Regions from separate parts of the Homo sapiens genome. Here region 1 is linked to region 2. The links are chromatin contacts, found by Hi-C or POLR2A ChIA-PET in ENCODE. All regions are on one chromosome and are shown on one strand. The core of a region is the stretch at or near the end of the contact, and the rest is flanking DNA. Distances in the headings are between cores, read along the strand shown.

What was found. A loop is a pair of places that touch in the nucleus more often than their neighbours do. ChIA-PET counts read pairs that join two places held with the same protein, here RNA polymerase II (POLR2A). Pooled maps may share reads with other maps.
Region 1: a pooled map shows a loop between it and region 2 (5-fold over the local background). The contact joins the enhancer-like site here to the promoter of CORIN in region 2. A Hi-C loop is called at or near these places in 1 of 37 single-sample maps with no recorded cell type and 10 of 50 pooled maps. POLR2A ChIA-PET finds 5 or more read pairs at or near these places in 1 of 52 experiments (activated T-cell).

Annotation. Positions count from the first base shown.
Region 1 is chr4:48,035,514-48,038,340 of GRCh38, reverse strand. NIPAL1 (NIPA like domain containing 1) reads right to left here. Exons shown (of 6, transcript NM_207330.3): 6 at 1-2,779. The coding sequence ends at 2,169. Among named protein-coding and RNA genes, the nearest start is that of NIPAL1, 20 kb to the right of the region's middle. RefSeq lists enhancers at 1,329-1,388, 1,409-1,668. Within about 2 kb of position 1,445, at least 5 of the 41 ENCODE cell types and tissues checked have a DNase peak (open chromatin) inside an H3K27ac peak, as active enhancers do.
Region 2 is chr4:47,836,680-47,839,725 of GRCh38, reverse strand. It overlaps CORIN (corin, serine peptidase), which reads left to right and starts at 1,659. Exons shown (of 22, transcript NM_006587.4): 1 at 1,659-1,839. The coding sequence starts at 1,777. The region is part of intron 1 of LOC101927179 (a long non-coding RNA gene); the gene reads right to left.

The DNA of each region.
Region 1 (2,827 bases), core at 196-2,695, 200 kb before region 2:
TGTTCATAGCTTATATATCTGATATACAAGTAAAGTGAAACAGCAATCAACAGAGTAAACACATTTTTGACCTGAGGTATCAACCCATGGACCTTCCATGGATTATCGATTTTCAAAAACGTAGAATGCATTAGAATTGCACTCAACACTAAACTATGCTGAAAAGACTATAATGTATAATGGAACATTAGGGCCTTGCAGCCATCTCAGGTAGGTTGTCATTGTGAACATCAGTCATTGTTTAATAGAACTGTGGAAATGCTGAAGTTAGTTTAATCGAATTCTGAATAATAAAGTTTACCATTATTACCTCAGGTAGTCTTGAAGTAGCTTAGAAACAAAAACCAAACCTAATAACATTTAAGGTTAGAGCAGAAAAACATTCAGTCTACCTGAATTTTTTTTTTTTTAATGACAACTTTTTGGTTAGGATTTTTGTTTTGAGAAAAATAAGATTGTTATAAAAATAAGATAGCCAATTTATTTTCCATAAAATCAATAAGTGACAGTAAATCTGTCCATCACATTAAAGACCACCAAAAATGTTATTCCTGCCATGCATTTGAAATGAGAGGGGAAAATTTTATAAACATTTTAATGTGCGAAAAAGGTATTTTCCTGCAGTAGCCCCTGAGATCTTAGTATTTTGTTTGCCAGGAAGTTAACTTTCTATCCTATTAGAATATATCTATTTTTAAAGGTTAGTAACTAATTATAATTTCCTTAATAAGGGTGAAAGTGCAAAATTTCAAGAGAGCCATTATGATAATTTGTTCAGATTTTTCACAAAGATTTTTCTAGTTGCTTCCAAACAGTCTGTGGAAAACTCACTCTTTAGGGATAAAACATTTGAGAGCAATCGAAATGTAGGATATAATCCTGAAATAATGTAGCAATCTTTTACAAAAATCTCTATATCAACAAGAAAAATAACCTTTAGGATAATAGTAAAAGAAAAGGAAAAAAAATGAACATAAGTGACTCCAAAGCTGAATTCACCTGGACTTCTTCAGAAACTCCATTTTGTCCTATGTCTTCCAGACCTGAGTTAATTAATGGAACCTGTGAAAACAATCACGTGTCTGTGTTTTTGTGAGAAGAAAACTTTTTCCTTTATCTGAAGTATTTTTCTCTTCCTCCGTTCTCCCTCTTTAACTGGTAGTAAATTCCTATGATAATGTCAATAAGTTACAATTCATAAACTCTTCATGGGTGGGTATGTCTTGTGTATTCTAGCCCACTAACAAATAAAGCAGGCTTTTTTTTAAATTTCTTTTTTCTTAAAATAACTAATTAGCTATCTAGTTTAAGAAGGAGGTGCAGAAGGAAGAACAAAGCACCCGTGGTTTCACTTCTGTTTTAAAAAAAGTTTTTTAAAGCAAAAGCCCCTGGCCCTTTCTCTTCTTCTTTTTTGAGACAGGGCCTTGCTTTGTCACCCAGGCTGGAGCACAATGGCGCAATCTGGGCTCACGGCAGCCCCAACCTCGCAGACTCAAGCAATCCTCCCACCTCAGGCTCCCGGGTGGCTGGAACTACAGGCATGTGCCACCACGCCTGGCTAATTTTTGTATTTTTTGTAGAGACAGGGTCTCGCCTTGTGGCCCAAGGTGGTCTCGAACTCCTGAGCTCAAGTGATCTGTCCGCCTTGGCCTCCCAAACTGCTAGGATTACAGGTGTGAACCACCATGCCTGGCCTCTCTTCTCAGTTTTAATATGAGAAATTACATGATTATACCTTTCTGAAATCTTGTTGAGTTTGAAATTATGACTCAACGGAGAATATGACTGATACTGTGTCTATCAGAACACTGCTAACTGTATATTGGTGAATGACTGTAAGTCTAAAAATAGCTACCAAAGAAATGAAGAGCCACCTGGCAGAGACAAAGATACTGTGACCAGAAGAAGGAGATTATTCTGAGACACACATAGCTCTTTGACTTCTTTGATCCTTAGAGAGTATTTCAAAGTTTGTAGAGATTCTGGAGGATAATCAATTTGATTTTCAAATTCAATGGCCAAAAAAATGGCATTTTTACTTGGCCTCACATCTAAATTAGTTAGAACTGCAAAAATGCTAACTTTCCTAGCAGTTCTTCCAAGAAGCAAGCATTCATTTTCCTCTTCGTGTGTCTCATATTGGTTAAAACTCAGTGTTTCTAGAGACTTCAGTCATCAGTTCTACTAAACAAGGTAACGTCATCATTGTATCCTGGGGCTGAACACTCCAAGTTCTCTAGTAAAACATAATTGTTTTCATTGACATTCAGAGAGACGGCTTCTTTCTTAGCAGTGGATGTAAGCTCACTCCAAGTAATGTCAGTATTTTTAAAAGCATGTAGAAGGAAGATGCCAATGATAATAGTGAAGAATCCACTCAGGGTCCCAATGATATCTCCAGCTGTCATGCCATACCACTCTTGGAATAAGATGGCAGAGCAAGTCACTACCATGGATGTGAAGAATACATAATAAATGGGTGTCACAAGAGAGGTATTAAAGGTGTCCAGTGCCTTGTTGAGATAGTTAATCTGTGTAGTTACTGAAAGCACAAGTACAGCCAGCAAAACAAAGACCAGCGGATGTTTGTAAACTGGCTTCCATTCTATCAGCTCCTTAATGGCAATTCCCAGGCCTTTCACAGAAGAAACTGAAAACGCTCCAATCAAGGAACAGATTGAAATATAAACCAATATATTGGTCTGTCCTTTCTTGGGAGCCACAATCAAAATCAGCACCAAGGAGATCACAGTTATGATCACAGCAAAGGAAATAAACCCTGTTAGAAGGAGAAAAGAATTTGACTTTAGAAAATGCTCACAGGATT
Region 2 (3,046 bases), core at 410-2,909:
CTAAAAGGAAGTTTAAAAAATGTTTATTTTACACCATTAATGCAATTAGCTTTAGTTCTCAGAGGAACTAAAAGTGGAAAAGTGAGGGAGACTGATCGACCCTATCTCAAATCCACTGACGTAGCTACTTTAATTTCATAGTCCCTGTAGCACCTCCACCAGAGGGCAGAAAGTGGAAGAGAAAGAAGATGAAATAGAAACTTGTACTTGGCCTCAGAATGCCTGTAGAAACCTTAGCAATTGAATCCAGCCCTTATGTTATAGGCTGAGTTAACTGTGGCCCAGAAAGACTATGTGATTTGCTCACAGTTCTTGATTCCCAGACTGGCACTGCGGTGATGGTGTGTGATGAGGTAGTATCTTAGTAAGAACACAATCCAGAAGTCACTGCCTCGGGGGAATCCCAGCTCAGCTTCTTGCTAGCTTGCGTAGGCTGGTTACTTCACTTCAGCTCCCTGAATCTGCTTTCTTATCTCTAAAATAAAAATAATAGCTTCTTCCTCAGAGTAGTTGGTGGAACTGAAAGAATACATGTAAAGTGCTTAGTATGACACCTGCCACATAATATGAACTGAATTATTGTGAATTATGATAAATTTGTCAGATACTGGTTTACAAATCGGATGTTAGAATAACATGGAATCAGTGTTTCAGTCATTTTACTATACATATGCAATATTTTCTACATTTGATCTCACTTCAGAAACAAAATACTGCCCCCCCCATTTTACAAATGCATATTTTTTTCTCAGCAATAATGTTCAAGAACAAGTGCTTGGCCCATATTTTGTTGTCTTTACATGGCTTTCTTTAAATAATGGGGATGGATTTATTAAATAACCTCATGAGTAATTTTCAAAATTTCCATTAAGATCTTGATTGAAATTGGATGAAAAATCATTTCTAAGAAAAACCCAATGAAGTGTTTTTCTTTGCCACATTTGACAATTGCCTTGGACTTGGTAAAGTAATCATTACTGTGTTGAGTACCTCCAGTGCCCTCCTTGACGCTGCCTTAGAAAAGGTAGCTGCTTTTGAATGACAGGCAGGAATTTGTTCGCCTTTTAGGTTCAGCCTGTAGGTGCCCTCTGCAGGAAATCAGGAACTAGGGTTTTGGAAGCAGTCAGGGTGGGGTTCTCCCTTGTCCCTGCAGCCTCAGCAAAGACTCAGGCAGTCTGGCAAAAGCAGTTTCTTCAGCATACCTAACAGAACGCAAGTTTCCATATGCCTGATGCAAATAATGGCCTCCAAACGTTAAACCTTTTTTGAGATAAACTTGTTCTTTAATTGCCAGCGCCTGCAGTTAATTTTGATTGGCTACACTCTGGTTAAAAGAAAATGCTTTCGATGTGATATGGCAAATTTGGAGAAAAGTAACTCTTTTGCTCCCAACCAGTCTTCCACAACTTAAACTTAATCGTCCTGTCCTTTTCTGCTGCCCTCGTGGAGTGTAAGTTTTTGAGGGAGACCAGCAGAAACTGACTTTCCATATGCCCCTGAAGAATAACTTCTTTGAATGCAAAGAGGTGGGGACACGGAGGATCTGTCATTACGGGTTATTATGGGTGGGACCCAGAGACGGGAGTGAAGGGAGGGTGTGGCCCGCGGGTGGGATCTGTAGAGCAGACAAAATATGGGGCCCCTGGCGCTTAAAGTTCAGTTTGTCTCTCTTGAGCTTGGAGAAAATCATCCGTAGTGCCTCCCCGGGGGACACGTAGAGGAGAGAAAAGCGACCAAGATAAAAGTGGACAGAAGAATAAGCGAGACTTTTTATCCATGAAACAGTCTCCTGCCCTCGCTCCGGAAGAGCGCTGCCGCAGAGCCGGGTCCCCAAAGCCGGTAAGATCGATGATTCGCTGTCCTACCGCAGCCAGGTGTGATGGCCTCTTAGTCCCGGTGAATTCAGGGTCAGCCCCTCCCGCCCCCGTCCTCTCCTCCGCCCGATGCCACCTCCTTCCCCAGCCGCCGGTGAGCTCCCGCTCTGACAGTTCCGCGCTCAGCGCCCTGCACCCAGTTCCCAGGCGCACGGCCCTGGTCCCGACCACCACCCCGGTCGCCCGGCGTCCGAGACCCTCCCAGGGTCATGGGCAGGGTTTCCTTCAGTGTTCGAGTCGGCTCGATCCGGAGACCCCGGTCTCCATGCCGGGGGTGATGCCACCTTTCCTGCAGAGTCCCTCCTCCGCACGGTGCCCTCCAAGCATCTAGTGGACTTGGCTGCACACTGGCGGCAGGGGAGGCTGCAGGTGGAGCTGTCGGAGCCAGCCCCTCGGGGATCTACAGCTTCCTGTCTGCGCCGGCGTCTCGGGCGCCGGGTGGCTGGAGGGACTGTGCAGCAGTCTTGCCTGCCCCAGACGTAAGCCCCCTTCCCCAGCTGCGAGCGCCTGGGTGTCGGTCCCTCCACAGCCCGGGCTCGCGCTTGGTTCCCCGGCCCCCAGTTGGTGCCTGGGGATCACTCGCCCGTCCTAAGTGCTGGCATCCCAGAACTGGCCCTCTTGCAGAGTGCTGGGAACTTGTAGGTCCCTGCGTGCAAACTTTCTCCGGCGTGAACCTGCCTAGGCACAGGAGGGCTGGCCGCCGGGGGCGCAGGCTCTGCGCTGTAGGATTTGGTTGGCTCAGATCCAGTCCTGGGAAGGGGCAGCGTTGGCTCTCGTTCAGGAGGAGAAAGAAAGGGAAGGGCACCACGGACAGTCCCTACTGGCCTGAGCCCCCAGGAAGAAGGTCTAATTTGCGGCTGCCCCTCTCCTTCGGTGTCATTAGGGCCCCGGAATCCGCTTGCTACCGCGAGGGTCCCAGCTGCTCCGAATCGGGGACCGACCGGTGACGCTAGCTGCAGGCAGAGAGGGCAGGCTGTGCGGGCGGAAGGGAGGTGGTGTCTTGTCGGATCTTACTGGGACCCAGTTCCTGAGCTCCCGTGGCAGGCGCCTCACTCCTGCTACTACCTGCTCGGGGCCAGTGGATGGCAGTGTACGCGCTTTTTGCACGGCTCCCGGTTCCTGGGACCGAGCCCTGGGAGCTCTGACTTTGAATTCAGCAGGGAAGCTTCGGG